3 separate regions of the Homo sapiens genome follow, and regions 2 and 3 are each linked to region 1. A link is a loop called in an ENCODE intact Hi-C map of the cell type or tissue named here. Cell type or tissue: IMR-90. All regions are shown on one strand. Each heading gives the region's core, and the rest is flanking DNA. Links, peaks and the distances in the headings are about the cores only.

What was found. Hi-C counts contacts between places; a loop is a spot of excess contacts. Peaks named below come from ENCODE experiments on the same cell type or tissue, not always from the same donor. Only the 100,000 strongest peaks of a DNase experiment are listed, where the experiment ranks them.
Region 2: a loop joins it to region 1, with 16 times the contacts of the local background. A loop is called at or near these places in 14 of 110 quality-filtered maps.
Region 3: it touches region 1 in a loop (8-fold over the local background); 5 of 110 quality-filtered maps call a loop at or near these places.

The regions. Positions count from the first base shown.
Region 1 is chr12:100,231,627-100,238,656 of GRCh38, forward strand. It overlaps a transcript of DEPDC4 not described here. Among named protein-coding and RNA genes, the nearest start is that of DEPDC4, 32 kb to the right of the region's middle. In IMR-90, for the core only: a CTCF peak has its summit at 3,272 (motif pointing right); DNase peaks (open chromatin) are centred at 2,755 and 3,195; H3K27ac peaks cover 679 bases.
Region 2 is chr12:100,402,975-100,409,941 of GRCh38, forward strand. It overlaps SLC17A8 (solute carrier family 17 member 8), which reads left to right. Exons shown (of 12, transcript NM_139319.3): 9 at 1,064-1,196. Among named protein-coding and RNA genes, the nearest start is that of SLC17A8, 49 kb to the left of the region's middle. In IMR-90, for the core only: a CTCF peak has its summit at 2,007 (motif pointing left); no DNase peak of the experiment used is centred there.
Region 3 is chr12:100,055,558-100,062,587 of GRCh38, forward strand. BLTP3B (bridge-like lipid transfer protein family member 3B) reads right to left here. Exons shown (of 21, transcript NM_015054.2): 13 at 4,293-4,486; 14 at 2,472-3,976; 15 at 2,014-2,189. Among named protein-coding and RNA genes, the nearest start is that of ANKS1B, 74 kb to the left of the region's middle. In IMR-90, for the core only: a CTCF peak has its summit at 3,096; a DNase peak (open chromatin) is centred at 3,204.

The DNA.
Region 1 (7,030 bases), core at 1,190-6,189:
TATCAAAATATCTTTGTCAATTTTAATGTTTTATTAACTTTTTGTTGCTAATTTAATGGTTAGTATTTAGCATCCTTGAGCCATCTTTAAAGCACCTAGTTTTACTCTGAACTTGCACTTTAAGAATTAGGAAAATGGTGAAACCCTATTGCTACTAAAAATACAAAATTTAGGCAGGTGTGGTGGGTCACGCTTGTAGTACCAGCTACTCAGGAGGCTGAGGCGGGAGAGTCGCTTGAACCTGAGAGGCAGAGGTTGCAGTGAGCTGAGATCACACAACTGCACTCCAGCATGGGTGTCAGAGAGAGATCCTGCCTCAGAAAAAAAAAAAGAATTATTAGGAAAATGTCTCATATATTCATTTTTAACTTTCGAAGTATCATATTCTTTCTGACAAAAGGTTAAGTGGTTTCATATTTTTAGCCTAAAGGAAAATGCTAATAGAAACTTGAGTCAGTGAACAGTTGTGTAATTAGAAGTCTTTGCCAGGTGCAGTTGCTCACGCCTGTAATCCCAGCACTCTGGGAGGCCAAGGCAGGCAGATCACCTGAGGTCAGGAGTTTGAGACCAGCCTGGCCAACATGGTGAAACCCTGTCTCTACTAAAAAACAATGCAAAAATTAGCCAGGTATGGTGGCACGCAACTGTAATCCCAGCTACTAGGGAGGCTGAGACTAGAGAATAGCTTGAACCCAGGATGTGGAGGTTGCAGTGAGCCACGTTCGCGCCACTGCACTCCAGCCTGGGCGACAGAGCAAGACTCCGTCTCAAAAAAAAAAAAAAATCTTTGTATATGGGTTAATTAACATAATTTATATACCTCACAACTCCAATGTGACGGTTAAATTTCAGAGTTTCAAGCTCCATCTCAGTAAATTAATTTATTAGGTATGGAAAGGCGTCATTGTGTAACAAGCACTCCAGGTGATTCTGGTGCAGGTAGACCTTGGGCCACTTTGAGAAACACTGGCCTAAGGCTGGGCACGGTGGCTCACGCCTGTAATCCCAGCACTTTGGGAGGCCAAGGTGGGCGGATCACCTGAGGTCGGGAGTTTGAGACCAGCCTGACCAACTTGGAGAAACCCCATCTCTACTAAAAATACAAAATTAGCCAGGCGTGGTGGCGCATGCCTGTAATCCCAGCTACTTGGGAGTCTGAGGCAGAACAATCGCTTGAACCTGGGAGGCAGGAGGTTGTGGTGAGCCGAGATCGCGCCATTGCACTCCAGCCTGGGCAACAAGAGGGAAACTCCATCTCAAAAACAAAACAAAACAAAACAAAACAAACACAAAAAAAGAAACAGGCCTGGCGGGTGAGAGGATAGCACTTATTAAAATAGTGTAACCTGTGACAGGCAATGTATGTACATATCATTTAATCCTAACTGCAACAATTGTATACTAGCTCCATTTTGCAAATGAGAAAACCTAGGTTCAAAACAACGAGTAAACTGTTCAAGGTCACATTAGGTAGTGGACTTGCGAGTCAAACACAGGTGGGTCTAATTTTGAAGTTTATGCTTTACCACACCTTCAATTTAGATGTTCACAAGTATCTCACCCTAAACATATCAAAGTTAAATTTACTCTCAACTCCTCATCTTTCTAACCCAAGCTGCCACTCCTATATACATACATATATATAATTTTCATGTATGCATATGCATACAGCCCCCTGAAAGATGGAAATATGTATAAAATGTTCTCGGCAACCCAGTCCCTTTAAACATTCTCGTCCCTCTTCCAGAGATGCTGTTACAAATTCTAACTCCCATTCAGATTTCACGACCAACTTTAAATACTGCTTCTCTTTCAGATGCCATAATAAAATAGTTGTATAGAGTTCTGTCTTCATACCTCTATACATTACTACGTTGTTAATGTCATGTTTATGTTCTTTGTATTAGAGTTACTTTTCCAAGGGTGGGACTATGACATCCACTTTATGTCTCCTACATCATACCTGGCATAGCTGAAAAGCTGAATGATTATACTCATGAATGAATTATTAGGTAGCATCATTGGTTATAGGGTTGCTAAGCATCAGAGATGAGGCTTCAGCCCCAACTTTTTTGGTTTTTGTGTTCCAAAAATCTTTTTAGCATGCAAGGAATCAGCAAATAGAAGCACTTGCAATCTACTTGTAGAGTGTACCGGAAGGAAAGATTTCCAGGAAAAAGATCTCAATAACAGATTTCAGTCTTGAATTCTTTATGTATAAAAGTTATATAAGAAGAAAAACGTTTTGTCTCAAAAAAAAATTTTTTTTGGAGTTAGAAAATCTTTTATGAGCTTGGGCTACATGGCGAAACCCTGTCTCTTAAAAAAAAGCTAGCTGGGCTTGGTGGCATGTGCCTGTAGTCCCAGCTACTCAGGAGGCTGAGGTGGGAGAATCACTTGAACCCAGGAGGTTGAGGCTGTGGTGAGCCATGATTACACCACTGCACTTCAGCCTGAGTGACAGAGTTAGACCCTGTCTCCAGAAACAAACAAACAAAAAACCAAACTTTTATTTATGTGGATAGTACCTGTCAACAAAAAAAATTGTTCAATGATACTTGTTAAAAGATGATTTTATTCAGGACCATCAAAATAGGTACAGGGACCACTGCTATGGGATTTTGCAGTCAGAGAGAGATACTAGCCTCAAATCTGGGTACGGCATGGCCAAGTGGTGGGAATTTATAGCCAAGAAGCAGGTCAGGGGTCAATGAATGGAAAATTACTCAGAGAAAAACCTCAAGGGTAAGGGAGATTCTGGCTGAACTGACCTAACAGGATTCTCGCTGAAGACTGGCCAGGATGATGACACATAACCTTTGGGGAATGATGAAGGATGAGGAACCTGATTGGATATTGAGTATGATCAGATATTGACGGTGGGGGCTTCTTGCTAAACTGACACAGCAGGGTTCTTTGCTAAAATGGGATTTTACAAGGAAGAGCACAGATGGGACTAGAAGAAGATTCAGGAGCCTGACTAAAGTTTGGTCAAGCAAACAATCTTTGTCATCTCGTAGAGACCGAATAATCTAAGAAGTTTAAACAGTCTCAAGTGTTATGAATCAGACCGTTAATGGTCATGGAAATTTACTGAATATTCTATCAGGAGCAAAGCTTTCCAGTAATTGAAGCTGGATTTATTTATACAGAGAAAAAAATGCTTTACACGTAAGTCCCTCCAAACTGTTTAGCCTAACATTGAATGATGATACCCTTGGGAACTTAATTCTTTTTAAGCCTAATAACTGTGCTTTATGAAGCTGTCACTAGGTGGCATGGCAATGCTTGGTTAGAAATTTCCCTTTGGAAATTAATGCCTCAGAACCTTCAAAAACTATTCAGTAGAAGTCAGTTTCTTTGTAAACAAGTTTCATTGTTTACAAACGTTTCACTGTTTACAAGTTTCATTGAGTAGTAGTATGGATGTATGTGTGTGTATATATATATATGTATATACACATACATATACATATATATGTACACGTTGATAAAAATAAGCTCCATTAGAGAATGTTGTAGGAAATACTCAATTTAAATGATAACAAAATAAGATATTTAAAGTATGCTTAACAACTCTGACTTCTGGTAATTCTATTTCTAAACTATATTTTATCCTAATCTAGAATACTCATCTGATAGTATTTTCCCTTTTAACCCAAACAGGTCAAATCGTAAATCCAGGTCTATGATTCCAGAGCCCATATTCTTTTTTTCTTTTAAGGTTTTTTTTTTTTTTTTATTCTCTTTTTAAAAATTCTTCATTTCCATAGGTTTTTGGGGAACAGGTGGTATTTGGTTACATGAATAAGCTTTTTAGTGGTGATTTGTGAGATTTTGGGGCACCCATCCCCCCAGCAGTATACACTGAACCCAATTTGTAGCCTTTTATCCCTTACCCCTTTCCCACCCTTTCACCCCCAAGTCCCCAAACTCCACTGTATCATTCTTTTTTTTTTTTCCCCCAAGATGGAGTCTTGCTCTGTCACCCAGGCCGGAGTGCAGTGGCATGATCCCGGCTCACTACAGCCTCCATCTCCTGTGTTCAGGCAATTGTCCTATCTCAGCCTCCCAAGTAGCTGGGATTACAGGTGCCCGCCACTGCGCCTGGCTAATTTTTGTATTTTTAGTAGAGACGGGTTTCACCATGTTGGCTAGGCTGGTCTTGAACTCCTGACCTTAGGTGATCCACCTGCCTCAGCTTCCCAGAGTGTTGGGATTACAGGCATGAGCCACCATGCCTGGCCCACTGTATCACTCTTAGGCCTTTGCATTCTCATAGCTTAGCTCCCACTTATGAAGGAGAACATACGATGTTTGGTTTCCCATTCCTCAGTTACTTCACATAGAATAATGGTCTCCAATCCCATCCAGGTTGCTGCGAATGCCCTTAATTCATTCCTTTTTATGGCTGCATAGTATTCCATTGTATGCATATACCACACTTTGTTTATCCACTTGTTGATTGATGGGCATTTGGGCTGGTTCCGTATTTTTGCAATTGTGAATTGTGGTGCTATAAACATGTGTGAGCAAGTATCTTTTTGGTATAATGACTTCTTTTCCTCTGGGTAGATACCCAGTAGTGGGATTGCTAAATCAAATGATAGTTCTACTTTTAGTTCTTTAAGGAATCTCCACACCGTTTTCCATAGTGGCTGTACTAGTTTACATTCCCACCAGTAATGTAGAAGTGTTCCTTGTTCACCACATCCATGCCAACATCTATTTTTTTTTTATTTTTCTATTATGACCATTCTGTGGGAGTAAGGTAGTATTGCATTGTGGTTTTGATTTATATTTCCCTAATTACTAGTGATGTTGAGCATTTTTTCATATGTTTGTTGGTCATTTGTATATCTTCTTTTGAGAATTTTCTATTCATGTCCTTAGCCCACTTTTTGATGGGATTGTTTTTTTCTTACTGATTTGTTTGAGTTCCTTGTAGATTCTGGATATTAGCACTTTGTCAGATGTATAAAGATTTTCTCCCACTCTATGGGTTCTCTGTTTACTGTGCAGACTGTTCCTTTTGCTGTGCAAAAGCGCTTTTGTTTAATTAAGTCCCACCTATTTATCTTTGTTTTTATTGTATTTGCTTTTGGGTTCTTGGTCATGAAATCTTTGCATAAGCCAATGTCTAGAAGAGTTTTTCCCATGTTATCTTCTAGAATTTTCAAAGTTTCAGTTCTTAGATTTAAGTCCTTGATCCATCTTGAGTTGATTTTTGTATAAGGTGAGAGATGAGGAATCCAGTTTCATTCTCCTACATGTGGCTTGCCAATTATCCTAGCACCATTTGTTGAAGAGGGTGTCCTTTCCCCACTTTCTGTTTTTGTTTGCTTTGTCGAAGATCAGTTGGCTATACGTATTTGGGTTTATTTCTGGGTTCTCTATTCTGTTCCATTGGTCTATGTGCCTATTTTTATACTAGTACCATGCTGTTTTGGTGACTATGGCCTTATAGTATAGTTTAAAATCAGGTACTGTGATGCCTCCAGATTTGTTCTTTTTGCTTAGTCTTGCTTTGGCTATGCAGGCTCTTTTTTCTTTCCATATGAATTTTAGGATTTTCTTTTTCTTTTTTTTTTTTTTTGAAACAGAGTCTCGTTCTGTTGCCAGCCAGGCTGGAGTGCAGTGGCGTGATCTCGGCTCACCGCAACCTCCACCTCCCAAGTTCAAGTGATTCTCCTGCCTCAGCCTCCCAAGTAGCTGGGACTACAGGCGTGTGCCACCACACCCAGCTAATTTTTGTATTTTTAGTAGAGATGGGTTTTCACCATGTTGGCCAGGCTGGACTCGAACTCCTGACCTCAGGTGATCCACCCACCTTGGCCTCCCAAAGTGCTGGGATTACAGGTGTGAGCCACTGCACCTAGCCTAGGATTTTTATTTTTTCTAGTTCTGTAAAGAATGATGGTAGTATTTTAATGGAAATTGCATTGAATTGTAGACTTCAGAGCCCATATTCCTGTTACCACATCACAGATTCTCCCTCACGAACCCACTATTTACAGATGGACAGATGACTGTTATCCATCGAAGAGTTGGAAGGTACCTTTGGTATTATCTGGCCCAATCTTAAAAAATTTTTTTTAATTTATTTCATTTTTTATTTCTTTGTTTCAACCTTAAACTATTAAAGGAATAGCTCGATCTTAAAAATACAAATCTGTGCATGTGTATTTTTATTTTAGAGATTTTTAAAAAACTGAGGCTCAGTGCAAAGATATTTGTCTAAGGTTATAATTTTCTGAACAGCAGACGCAACAACATGGTAATATCCTTAAAGCATTTGTCAAAGTATCCACCATTCATAGTGATGACTAGCAAATCCCTACCTGATTCACACTGAACATTAAAATGGCAACTTTCCAAATAAGGAGACTTCTATCGAAGAGGGCTTGGTGGCATGTTTCCAATATTTTCCCGGTATCTCTTCAGGTACCCTCTCAGGTCTTCCACTGGAAGTATACTAACTTCCTCCCCAACTTAAAAAAAAAAAATATGCAGATTAGGGCAGTTTTATCTTCCAGTGTCATATAATTGGGTTGCTTTTTTTTTTTTTGACAGAGTCTCGCTCCATCACCCAGGCTGGAGTGCGATGGCACCATCTCGGCAACATCTGCCTCCCGGGTTCAAGCAATTCTCCTGCCTCAGCCTCCCAAGTAGATGGCATGCACCAACACTCCCGGCTAATTTTTTGTATTTTTAGTAGAGACGGGGTTTCACCATGTTGGCCAGGCTGGTCTCGAACTCCTGATCTCAGGTCATCTGCCTGCCTTGGCCTACCAAAGTGCTGGGATTACAGGTGTGAGCCACCACACCCAGCCTTTCTTTTTTTTTAAGTAGGAAGAACTTAAAAGTCATCTAGCTTAGTGCTTTTTTTTTTTTTTTTTGCCCAGGCTGGTGTGCAGTGGCATAATCTCAGCTCACTGCAACCTCTGCTCCTGGGCTCAAGTGATCCTCCTACCTTAGCCTCCTGAGCAGCTGGGACTATAGGCACCCACCACTGTACCTGGCTAATTTT
Region 2 (6,967 bases), core at 106-5,105, 170 kb after region 1:
GTTGTACCCAATCTTAGAGTGTTTTTGAAGCTAGCTCAAGGACGGCATATTAGGCAAGGATAAAAAGATTTGAGGGTGTGGGTTTTCTTTTTTTCCTGTAAGCTACTCAGTGAGTAGCAGTAAGAACCTTACCATTCATTTTGCAGAACACCCCTTCTCCATAATGGTGGCTATAGCAGTAACAATCATTGCTTGCAATGGGTTAGAAAGAACCTCTTTCTGCCAGGCGTGGTGGCTCACGCCTATAATCCCAGCATTTTGGGAAGCCAAGGCTGGCGGATCACCTGAGGTTAGGACCAGCCTGACCAACATGGCAAAACCCTGCCTCTACTAAAAATACAAAAATTAGCTGGGCGTAGTGATGCACACCTGTGATCCTAGTTACTCAGGAGGCTGAGACAGGAGAATCACTTGAACCCAGGAGGCAGAGGTTGCAGTGAGGCGAGATTGCACCACTGCACTCCAGCCTGGGCAACAGAGCAAGACTCTGTCTAAAAAAAAAAAAGAAGAAGAAAAAATAAACAGAAAAAAAAGAAAGAACCTCTTTCAATGCTCCCAGACATTATCATCAAGCCAATTGTGTTTTAGGGAGGAAGGGTGTGGATAGTGAATCATCAACCATCATCATAAGATAAACCTCTTTCCTACAAGGGAAAGAACAGCAGCCGAGCAAACACAAATGTCTGCCTAGCTACAGATACTGTCAGAAGTGACCATGGAAGAGCTGGCATAATCATGAAATGGTGGCTGTCATCAGTCATCAGTGCTCACTGGGTGCCAAGTGCTTTATCTCCCATGTGCCATGCCCTCTGTGATGAATAAAAGTCATCGCTGCCCTCAAGGAGCTTCCAATCTGGTAGAGGACACAGATAGGTCTAAAATCATTCGCTCATTCATCATTTATTTATTATGAAATTCAGGCCTACCCAGCTCCCACATAATTAGATGCTTAAATTTGGTGGTGGTAGGTAGGGGGGCTGTGGAGTGGAGGTGGGCAAGGGAATTAGGGAGGCCCCTCTCTCAGAAATAATGACAAACTGCTTACTGTTTCTTTCCCTTCCAGGTGGGTCTCTTGTCAGCAGTCCCACACATGGTTATGACAATCGTTGTACCTATTGGAGGACAATTGGCTGATTATTTAAGAAGCAGACAAATTTTAACCACAACTGCTGTCAGAAAAATCATGAACTGTGGAGGTACTGTGGATTTCATAGATGGCTTAGGCAGCTTTTGTAGAATTAGGGTAAACTGAACTGCAGAGCATATATTAAGAAGTGACATTTAGTCATTGGAGTGGATCTTAAAGACCTCTAAGTCTGTCCCTCAGCAGACACTTGAGTGTTGTCCATCACAGTGCTGCCAAGAGGTCATCCAGCTGGGACCTTTCCATACATCCTTCCACATTTATTGTTTGCTTATGTAGTTTATTCCCTTCTCTGCTTACCTTTCTACCTATCCATATGTTTTGGTAAGAAACAGAAGAAAAGTAGTCTTTCCTCCTAGCCTATGCTTGTGCATGGGATATATGCACACACACACACACACACACACACACACACCATTCTCTTTCTTGATTTTATTTAGCTCCTGCTTTATGTTTTAATTTTGTAAAGACAAAGTGAATGTTAGGTGATTTCCCAAAAGAGGTAGGCGAAAGTAATTGTGAACCCCTACAATGTTCATGAGTGCTTTTTAAAAAACTCATCTTTTTTGTTTAGCTTTTAAAATTAACATTTATTGAATGCTTTCTGTGCCAGACACTAAGCTAAATCTTCTACATACATTATTTTATTTAATCTTCATAACCACCATGTGGAGCAGGTACTATTACTATATGCAATTTGCAATGAGGAAACAGAGGTAAAATAAAGGGACTTGCTCAAGTAGCAGATCCCTGCAAGGTATCAGGTAGGCCGGAGCCTACCGCCAAAGCTCTTAGTTTGCGGCTACCCCTCTGGAGGACTAGTCAGGATGAGCGAGCAGGAGGTAGAGGATAGCGCCACCTATGGGCAAGAGCTCACAACTGTGATATTAAGTTGAAAGGGACGGATTGCGTATGCTCTGACAGATAGCTAGGTCTGGCACATTTAGAAGTGAAGACTATACCGAGGGACACAGGAGCAGGCATGATCTGATCCCATAGCATTTCGGGAAGAAAGCCTAAGAGTCTGTTGGCACCTGTTCTCCCAGTTCCTTGACTGCTGGTCCCAGGCAGGGATGTGTGGGCCTGACCTTAGCTTGAACTTTCTTGTAGAGGACTGAGGGTTAGCGGATATAGGCCTGCTATCTGGTGGGCAGGAGGTGAAGCTCTGGGACATTGCATTCAAGTCCTCTCCAAGAGAGCTGTAGCAGCTAGAATAATGCCCATGTCCTAATCCTCAGAAGCTGTGAATATGTTTCCTTACATGTCAAAAGGGACTTTGCAGGTGGGATTAAATTGAGGTTCTTGAGATGGGAGTTTATCCTGCATTATCTAGGTGGGCCCAATATAATCACAATAATCCTTATAAAAGGAGGAAGGAGGGTCAGAGTCAGAAAAGAAGATGTGATGGTGGAGGCAAGAGTCAGAGTGATGCAGCCACAAACCAAGGAATGCAAGCAGACCCTAGAAGCTGGAGAAGACAAGAAGAGATTCCGCCATAGCACCTCTAGAAGGAATGCAACTCTGTAGGCTGCTGCCTTGACTTTAGCCCTGTACCATTTTGGATTTTTGGCCTCCAGAACTGTACAATAGTGCAGAGAGTATTTTAGAGGTGACATCTAATCATTGGAATAGATCTTAAAGACCCCTAAGTCTATCCCTCAGCAGATACTTGATATTTGTGTTGTTTTGAGCCACTGAGTTTGTGGTAATTTATTACAGCAGCAAATGAAAACTAACACAGCGGTAGGCAGGGTGCAGTGGCTCACTCCTGCAATCCTAGCACTTTGGGAGGTTGAGGCGGGCAGACCACTTGAGCTCAGGAGTTCGAAATCAGTCAGGGCAATAGTGAGAACTTTTCTCTATTAAAAAATAAAACATTTATAAAATGAAAACTAATACAGTAGCCAAAGCCTCACCCTTCTAATGATAAAATTCTGCTCCAGCTGAACAGCCCTCACCCAAGCCCTGAACATATCTTTCTGTCTCTGACTTTGCCCACTCCCTTTCTCTTTCCCTGTGAGTTCTCACCTTCACCTCTCAATCCAGTCCTCTCTATACATCCAGCTCAATTCTTCTCCTCTTATGTTTCCTTAAAGCCATGCCATTCTCCAGTGATCCCTCTGAATATGTCCACATGGCTAGATTGGCAACTCATCATGTGGTGCCTTATTGCAGCTCTCTCAGGAAAAGATTTTAGGCAGAGGGAATAGTATGTGCAATGACCCTGGGGCAGGCAGGAATGTGGCCTGTGTGAGAATAGAAGGAAGGGGAGTCAGAATGGCTGAGTGACGGGAGACGGGATCGGGATGTTTTTCTAGGGTCAGATCATGGCAGGCCTTGTCGGCGTATGCAGAGCTTGGGTTTTATTTGAAGTACATTGAGATGCAGATGATTTAAAGCACGGAATGGATATGATCTCATTTTTTTTTTTTTTTGAGACAGAGTCTCGCTCTGTTACCCAGGCTGGAGTGCAGTGGTGCAATCTCAGCTCACTGCAACCTCCGCCTCTTGGGTTCAAGTGATTCTCCTGCCTCAGCTTCCTGAGTAGCTGGGATTACAGGCATGGGCCACCATGCCTGGCTAATCTTTTGTATTTTTGTAGAGACAGGGTTTCACTATATTGGCCAGGCTGGTCTCAAACTCCTGACCTCAAGTAATCCGCCCGCCTCGGCCTTCCAAAGTGCTGGGATTACAGGCATGAGCCACCTCGCCTGGCCTTGCTTATTTATTTTTAATCTGGGGAATTATGCAGGGTACAAGAGTAAAAGAAGGGAGACCAGGTAGGAGGTGATTTCAGTTGTCCTGTCTAGAGAAGATGGTGGCTTAGACAAATGAGGTGGCAATGGAGATGGAGAGAGGGGGGTCAATTTCTAAATTCTCAGAGCCAACAGTTCTCATCTTTAAATTACATAATAATATTTACTTCAGAGGATAGTTATGAGAGTTAAATGATACAACGTATGAATGCACCTAGTGCGGTGTTCAACCTATAAAAAGTTCTCAACAAATGTTAATGCTGCTTTTTTTCTCCTATGTTCAAGACACAAAAAACACAGAAGTTTTTCAAAGAGTTCTTTAACAAATATCTGTGATTGTATTTCCTTTGGACAAAAAAATGTACTTCTAAACTGGCAACTTTAAATAAGTTTCTGGATTTTAAACACTACTTGCACAACCTCTTCTAAACCCAGATGCATTGGATATTCTTGAGCATATTTTGTGGGAATGTCTTGTTCCTATTTAATTCTGCCCCAGTACCTCTGCTGTTTCTCCATAATTGGTGGTGATTATGTTATGTTGTGGTGATGAGAACTTTCAAAGATGTTTAATTGCTAACAAAGTGCCTGTTGAGAGGAAATAGTTTTTTTTCTGCAGAAACTAGAAGGCATATGTGGAATCTTTCTGCCTCATCTCCCATCTTTAAAAAATACCTCTTCACATGGCTTTTCATGTTCATATATATATATATTTTTTTTGTTTGTTTGTTTTGTTTTGTTTTGTTTTTGAGATGGAGTCTCGCTCTGTCACCCAGGCTGGAGTGCAGTGGCGTGATCTCAGCTCACTGCAAGTTCCGCCTCCCAGGTTCACACCATTCTCCTGCCTCAGCCTCCCGAGTAGCTGGGACTACAGGCACCCGCCACCACACCCGGCTAATTTTTTGTATTTTTTAGTAGAGGCGGGGTTTCACCGTGTTAGCCAGGGTAGTCTCGATCTCCTGACCTTGTGATCCACCCACCTCGGCCTCCCAAAGTGCTGGGATTACAGGCATGAGCCACCGTGCCCGGCCATTCTTTTATATTTTGACATAGTAGGACCAGTGAGTTATATATAGAAAATAAAATTTTTAAAAAGACCATAATGGTCCCACTTTTTCTGCTTAAATACAGAGATGCTAGAGCAGAGATAACTACATGAAAACAAAGTTTTGTGCCATCAGTGAAGAATGCAGGTTGATTTGGAAATGATGAAGCACTGGTATGATCTTCCAGAGAATTTTGGTTGGCTTTTTGGTTTCCTACTAAGAAATATAGAAGGCATTTCTCATCTGAGAAGGATCACACATATCTTGGAGCCTGTCATCTTTTATTTCCATAGATTTTAATATGCCATTAAAATCATTTAAAGCAAAACAGATCACTTAAGACATGATGTTCAATTCATTCTGAATCAGGGTCTACGTCTATGATGCTTAAAGACAGATGCCAAATTCTTGTCCTGCCCCCTCTATAGAACATGCAAAGTGTAACTGAGGTCAAAAATTCTATTCTGGCTGAATCAGTTGCAAGTGTGAACTTCAGATTATTTTAATATGAAATAAAATATTTCTTAGGCCTTTAAGTCCTAGTTTTGTTTTTCTTGTCAACTCTAAATAGGTTCAATTTTAAGGATCTCCTGATTACCCCTAAAGTTGAAATTTTATCCTTAAGCTCCTGAAACATGCAGCCCTGTCTCTAGTATTTTAACTGTCAGTAGAAACCATTTAGGCTCTTAAATGCTTTTTTTTCCACTGGCAATCTGCTATTTGGCCAAAATTTTTTTTCTTACAGATGAACTGATGTATCATTTGTAAGTTTTATTCTTTATACAATGTCATCATTCTAATTCTTTGGGGGAATTGACTTTCTGCATGCTTCTGTTCAGAGTGTAAAAATAAAAGAAGTTTCAGCCAGATGCCTTGTTATTTAGGATAGGCACTTCTAAGACACATATAGTTAGTATATGAAACACTAGCTATTTTTCCCTATGTGTAGTCTTAAATGTTGAAACAAAATTAAGAACAAGTAGCAATGATATAAAGCCTATAGTTTTAAAAGTAAGACTTCCCTAATTACATTTCATCCTCTTTAGAAGCCATTTAAAACAATTATTAGTTCTTGCCCTTCTTTATAGTAGTGTTGAAGAAATAGGTTCAAAAAGGTAAATATTAATAACTTAACCATCATTTACGGTAAGTACTTCAGCTTGTGAATCTTATTTTCTTCTTTCTGGGTCCCATTTCCTTTCCTTTGCATTAATTCATTAAACGTTATGTATGTATGTATGTATGTATGTATGTATGTATGTATGTATGTATGTATGTATTTAGAGACAGAGTCTCACTCTGTTGCCCAGGCTGGAGTGCAGTGGTGCAATCTTGGCTCACTGCAACCTCCACCTCCCGGTTTCAAGTGATTCTCCCGCCTCAGCCTCCTGAGTAGCTGGGATTACAGGCACATGCAACCATGCCTGGCTAACTTTCATATGTTTAGTAGAGAAGGGGTTTTGCCATGTTGCCCAGGCTGGTCTTGAACTCCTGACGTCAGGTGATCCGCCTGCCTCGTCCTCCCAAAGAGCTGGAATTATAGGTGTGCACCACCATGCCTGGCCAAACGTTATTTATTGAGTGCATACTACATGCTAGACAGACTCTGTGTTAAATATACAGTTTTGTGGGAGAGGCAGAAACACAAATGAAAAGTTACAAAGCAATATTGAAAAGTTCTATAAAATGATGAGAAGGTGATGTCAGCTTCATTGGTTGAGGGTAGGGAGAGGGTTGTTAGGGAAGCTTTCTAGAGGAGGCACTATTTAATCTGGACTTTAAAAATAGTAAGATTTATCCAGAAAAAGAGAAAATGATGAGAGAAGAGTATCCCAGGTAAAGAAACAATGTGTGAAAATATGTACAGGCATGAGATAGTATTGTGTGGTTAGAAAACAGCTAATAGAGGAGTATGTCTGTGGCACAGAGGGCTATCCACAGAATGGGGGCAGTAAGCAAAGAGATGAGGGCTGGAAGAAGATGAAACTGGAACAGCAGGAGGTATTCATTATAGAACACTA
Region 3 (7,030 bases), core at 820-5,819, 180 kb before region 1:
TCCCAGCTACTCGGGAGGCTGAGGCAGGATAATCAGTTGAACCCAGGAGGCAGAAGTTGCAGTGAGCCGAGATCATGTCATTACACTCCAGCCTGGGCAGCAAGAAAAAAACTACATCTCAAAAAAAAAAAAAAAAAAAGAATAACAAGAAAGACAATCCCAGTTCTGCGTACAATAATGTGACTATGGGAAAACTACTTAAACTTCAGGAGCCTCAGTTTCCTTATCTGTAAAAGAAGGATAAGAATAAGCACTTATACCTCACAGGGTTGAGGCAATCAGGTACATAGTAGACAATAGGCTCTATGTCTGAATTTAAACCACTAATTAGCTGTGTTACTTTGGATTCGTTATTTAACCACTCTCTGAAGATAACAGTATACTATTGACAGAATTGTGAGGTTTAAATTCATTAATATATATACAAAGCATATAGAATGGTACCAACACAAAGTAAATGCTCAATAAATGTTAGCTTCTATTATTACAGAGTTGTCACTCAAATTAAAAGAAGTAAACTATTTAAGCACCTGCAACAGTATGAATGCGTCCCTTTGAAATTCATGTGTTGGCAAAGTGATAGTACTAAGAGGTAGGGCTTTTAAAGGATGATCAGCCCATGAGAGCTTACCCCTACATGAATGGGATTAAGACCCTTAAAAAAGAGGCTTCAGGTAGCTTCTCTTGACCTCCAGAGGACTGCAAAATGCAACGCTTACAATTTGATGAGGTTTGATCTTGGACTTCCCAGCCTCCAGAACTGTGAGAAATAAATTTCTGTTCTTTATAAATTACCCAGTCTGTGGTATTCTGTGATAGAACAAAACAGACATTGCTTGGCAATAAATGGTAGCTACCACTATGGTACTTACATCAATAATACATATTATATTATTACTTATTATATACTTGTTATATTTATTATGTTACTAATTATCTAATCTAAGCTTTTCATCTAAATCAGTGGGCTTATTTCCTTTCAAACAGAAAGTAATTCAGGCCAGGCATGGTGGCTCATGCCTGTAATCCCAGCATTTTGGGACGCCGAGGTGCACGGATCATTCGAGGTCAGGAGTTTGAGACCAGCCTGGCCAACATGACGAAACCCCATCCCTAGTAAAAATACAAAAATTAGCCAGGCATGGTGGTGCATGCCTGCAATCCCAACTACTTGGGAGGCTGAGGCAGGAGAACTGCTTGAACCCGAAGGCAGAGGTTTCAGTAAGCTGAGATCACAATACTGCACTCCAGCCTGGGCGACAGAGTGAAAAAAAAAAAAGAAAGAAAGAAAAAAGAAAGTAATTCATATTTGCCTCTGGTATCCTATGTTTTTGTGTCTGCAGCAACTACTTTCTGACTATGGCCCATGCTTCTAATTCCTGTTTACAAACTCCTTAATGCCTTAATGAGGGAGATGCAACTAACACCTTCTAAGTCATTTCTAGCAGTCTTTACTGGGGCATTGGTTGTCTCTCAATAAAATGGGAAAATCATGTAGTTACACCATATACTATCATATATGTGAAAGAATCCTAATTTTGTAAATCAGTAGAATTCACCATGCAAATTAAGCCCACCTAATCAAATTTCCAAATATAGGAGTCTCTGTAATAGAGGCTGGTAGCCTTAATGTCGCCTGCTTTATGGTCTAAATGACTGCATACATATAATTGCTGGATCTCAGCCATAGAGAGGCAGGAGTATCTGGTTAAAAGAAACAATGGAACAACCATTAGAGGAAAGTTAGGTACTCTTGCATAGTCCCTGTATGTATAAATAAGTCTTTTTGGGGGGCTATAATGAACAATTAGAATATATCTAAAAATAACTAAATATTATTAATAATTAACAATTACTAAATATAAGTAGAAATATTCAGTTATTTTTAGTTATGTTCAGTAACTTTAAAAAGCATGGGTACAGTTAACAATTACTGAATATAACTAAAAGCATCCCTTTTCTCCTAAGGTGTATGTACGTAATATGAATTCTTAAGCCGTATCATAACTTTACCTTTTTCCAAAAACATATGGCTATCACTTCCATCACTTTCTAATAACTGTTCTTCCAATATCATGCTGTCAAGTGAAATGGTATCCAATGACATTTGTGAAGAGCTTCTTTTCATATTCTTATAAGAAACACAGAGAGGAGCCAGGTTGGGTGGGCAACGTTCCTTAGGCTTTCCACTGTTAACAAAATTATTAGAAAATTATTACATATAGAGAAAAGAATTCTATCTAAAAAATACTTCTAAGAGAATTAAAATATGTATATAGCATCCATAGCTGAAATTATATTTAAACGTATAAGCTCAAAGTGTTTTCATATTTTGAAACATCTACTCTTCTACATGTTAACAATGCCATATTTTGTCATGAGCTTTTCTGCCTCAAAACAAAATACACTCATAGGCACACACGCTCCACAAAATAAATTAATTTTTAAAAAGGCCAATAAAATGTTGTTACCTTAAAGATGACTGTGATTTAAGTGTTCTAACTGGGGGGGTCTCTTCTTTACTGATATCCAGGTTTTCAGAGAGTGAAGCTGCTTCTGGAAGCAAATCTTCAGCTTTAAAGATGGACTCTATGGTTTCATTTCCTTTACTAGTTAAAGTACTTGAAAGTATGTTTTGATTACCATCACTATCAAATGAAAGTATATTCGAATCTTCTCTGTAGTTTAAGATACTACTTGAATCTGTATAAAATGAATCCTTTTTGTCACTTGTTTCTGATCCAATTTCTCCTGAGCCACTTTTGTAAACAAGTCCACTACTTTCATCTTCACTTATTTTCCCTAAATGTTTATCTGATAAATAGTCCATAAAAGAAATGCCTTTTTGCAGATTTGTATCACTAGCTGATTTAAAAAGCAAAGGATCCTTTAAAGGGATATGGCTAAGGTCAACACTCATAGATCTGTTGTCTGACATATGATTAACAGTTACACTTCTAATTCTATTTATATCCCTACTAATTTGTTTTCTTTTTGAAGACAAAAAATCCCCATTTTCTGTAGGCAAATAATCAGGTACCACTGGGCTCACACTTTCAGAAACAGGAGACTTAAGAGTATTTGCTTGATCCACTGGATGGAGCAAAAGAGCCAGTTCTGCACTTCTAAGTAAAATTCCAATACAAATGGATGTCTGACTAGCAGGACTGCCAGTTACAGCTTCTACATCTTTCCTTAAGTTCTCTGAAAGCAGGATAAGTGACTCATGCAGGAAAAGTAGAAGCAGATACTGGTAGTGATTAATCTGCATACTGACATGTTTATGAACATGAACTAGGAGATGAATATCTGCCTCTGACGAGGAAGGGGAAAATCTGAAAAATGTATCTGATGAAGAAGGCTTCTGACCACCATTTGTCAAAGGCTCAGACTCTGTACTATAATACTCCTTCAAGAGCTTCTTCCGCTTCAATCGGCCAGCCAGATCACTAGATTCACTTTGTGATGTATTTAGAGATACCTGATTACAAGTCTGCGGCTCTTTTTGTGACTCTGCATATCTTGTTGGTTGACAAATCCAAATGGAAAGAGGGAATGAGTCTACAAAACTTATTGGCCGTCCTTTTCCACTTTTCATCCCTTCATAATCTATCCAAAATTGAGAAAAGTACACAGCCCAAACATCCGTGGCAGCAGAAGTTTTAAGAGTGTTTTTATTCAATTGGGGAGTAATATTTCCTTTATAAATTTCATGCATTTTGGTATCTTGTTCATGAGCATGTCTCTGGAAAATTGGATGTAGAAGATTAAAATTGTCACAAGATTTGGGGAAGCTGGTATATGTTTTACTAAAAAAATCACAATCTTTAAAGTCTTGAAACAAAGCTTCTAGGTCAGAATGTCGACAGTTTGGACAGTGCCTTGTATTTGTGGCAATCATTTCAGAACTCTGAATAGAAATTGCACGTGGCTGATCTTGATGACATTCAGATTTCACTTCAGAAGGAATGACAAACTAGAAGAGAAGAAAAATTAATCTCATCCAACTGGCAAATCCATACATCTTGAAGATAAAAGAACATGACTTAGCTCAGAAATTCTTTTTCTTGACCTTTCCCCCAAAATACTACTTTCCTATTAAGACGTAAAACACTAACTCTTCCCCTCAAATCTTATTAAATTGAGTAAAGGGGACTTACATGACCACTAAGAAGAGAATCTTTTTAAAAAACATAACATGAATTAATAATCAATGTAACATACATATACGCACAAATCATAAAATAAAAAGAACAAAATTAAATCATTACTACTACTTGTTTGTATGATACCTTTAGCATTAAGCCATCAACTCGAACATCAACATGCTCGTCAGATTTTGAATTGTCATTCAACTTGTACACAGCCATGAACTGATTAAGACTCTGTTTTAAATCCAACAGAAATTGATTTAACCATAGAATGCTTCTTTCATCCACAGTAAACTGTAGTGCATTCAGCTGGCTATAGAGGTTGGGAGATGGAACTGTGGAGACAAGATGTTTTTTAAAAATTTTTAATTGGATGGTTCTAAATCTTCCCTGAGAACAAAAAATACATGTTTAGTCAGTTTTATTCTTTCTTAAGATAAAACAAATTTGAGGTATTATTTACAAAATCAAAGTGATACATTGGAATGATAACAAACACATTTAGATAGACAAAAAAAATTTCCCATGCCTAACTGAAAAAATGTTTTAATATTTCAAAATATCTATAACATATAAATATATAAAACACATGAATATTTTGAATATATAAATTAATCTAAAACTAACTGCATAAAACAGGAAGCACTGTTTCAATTTCTTTCCTAAGGTTGTATTTACCAAGAAGCAAACCTCTAAAAACATTACCTTCTTGATGAAGTATCACATCAAAGTGGTCCTCGATCACATATTTCTGTAGACTTTACAACCTGAATCTTAATCTATATCTTCTAAAATGAGAGAGCTAAGTTAACCAATTTCTTATGAAAGTGCTATGCTAGCAGGTTCTCCTTGAAAGGAGGGACCGTGCATAAATTTATTCCCCACTTTTAATCAAGGCCTATAATAGTGCTTGGAGTAATGTAAAAACCAAGTATCTCCTGAATAATAAAATGAATTCACTCTTTCATAGCTCTCCTAAAATAAACTAATATTTACAATTAGAGGGTATATCACTTCCTGAAATATACATATTTTTCTACCATAAAAGACATTTTGTTTTCAGAGCACCTTGAAGATCTTTTATTCTAAAAATTCAGACATATTTATTCCTACAAAAGCTAAAGTTATGCATATCTAGAGCATTTAGACTAAATTTAAGAAAAATAAATCAAAGGTGTGAGATACCAGTGGAGAGGGAACACTGTAACAATGTCCTGAATATGGTTTATTTGCTTATGTTATTTATTTATTCATTCACTTTCCTTTAAGATTCACTGAATGTCAACTACATTGTCTTACCCTAAGCACAAAGAAAACAAAAAAATAGGGCATGGTCCTTTTTCCTTAAAAGTTCGTAGTTTATTACATGAGACATATACAAACAGAGAAAAATTACAATTTAAGTCTATCAGAGACATGCAATTGTGAAGTGGAGGTGCCTGCCTTTTGGGAATAGAAATAAAGTGGGTGCTGCAGAGACTGCATCACACTCTGGAAGGAAAGGAAGTAAAGGGAATATCTCAACGTAGATTGATTGATGATGGTAGTCACAGAGTAGACTAGGGAGCAAATGCTGCCCAAGACTAGAGCACAGAAAGAACCCCGATAGCAGATGTGGGACTGAAAAAGGAACCCAGGACACTAAGCAGTAGAAAGATCTATATGCAGGGCCGGCGCGGTGGCTCACGCCTGTAATCCCAGCACTTTGGGAGGCCGAGGCGGGTGGATCACGAGGTCAGGAGATCGAGACCATCCTGGCTAACACAGTGAAACCCCGTCTCTACTAAAAATGCAAAAAATTAGCCGGGCGTGGTGGCGGGCGCCTGTAGTCCCAGCTACTGGGAAGGCTGAGGCAGGAGAATGGTGTGAACCTGGGAGGTGGAGCTTGCAGTGAGCCGAGATCGCGCCACTGCACTCCAGCCTGGATGACAGAGCGAGACTCCGTCTCAAAAAAAAAAAAAAAAAAAAGAAAGATCTATATGCAGTTTCCAACAGAAGTCTACTTATAAAACAGATTAGTATGTAGTTAATAATACTTAAAAGCAGCTTGTAGAAACTTTGAATATTCTGATATCACGAAGGGAAAGAAGCAGGGTGCAAATTAAATATGTAAAAGAAATACATGCATTAAAAACAAGACTAACAATGCTATACTTATTGCTATGGGTTGAATTGTGTCCCTCCAAAATTCATTTACTGAAATTCTATCCCCCTGTAGCTCAGAATGTATTTGGAGCTAAAGCCTTTAAACAGACAATTACGGTAAAATGAGTTCACTGGGTGGGCCCTAGTCCATTATGACTCATATTCTTATAAGAACCGAACAGGAGGGACATACACACATACACAGAAGGAAGACCATGTGAAAACAAAGGGGAAAGATGACCATCTACAAAGAGAGCAGTCTCAGAAGAAATAATCCTGCTGAAGTCTTCATCTCGGACCTCTAGCCTCAGAACTGTGAGACAATAAATTTCTGTTGTTTAAGCTGCATAGTCTGTGGTATTTGTTATAGCAGCCCTAACAAATGAATATACTTACGTTTGAGCAGATATCTAAAACTGCAAGCGTACAAGCATTGTTTTGGCTTTTTCTTCTTTATTGTTAAAATACAATGTGTACGTTACTTTCACAATGGTAAAACGAAAGTTAAGAGATTATAAAAGTTGGATCATTTAGTTTTGTTCAAAACAGAGATAATGAAGAATGAAAATTAACTCATCTACATGAGGGTGCAACATACTATATTCTCTACTTTTGTTTATTTTTGAAAATTTCTCTAAGAAAACATTAAATTAAAAAACAGTTAAACTTAATCTAGCAATTCCACTACCAGGTATCTACAGGGGTCAAGTTTAAAATGCAAGGAAGGAATTTTG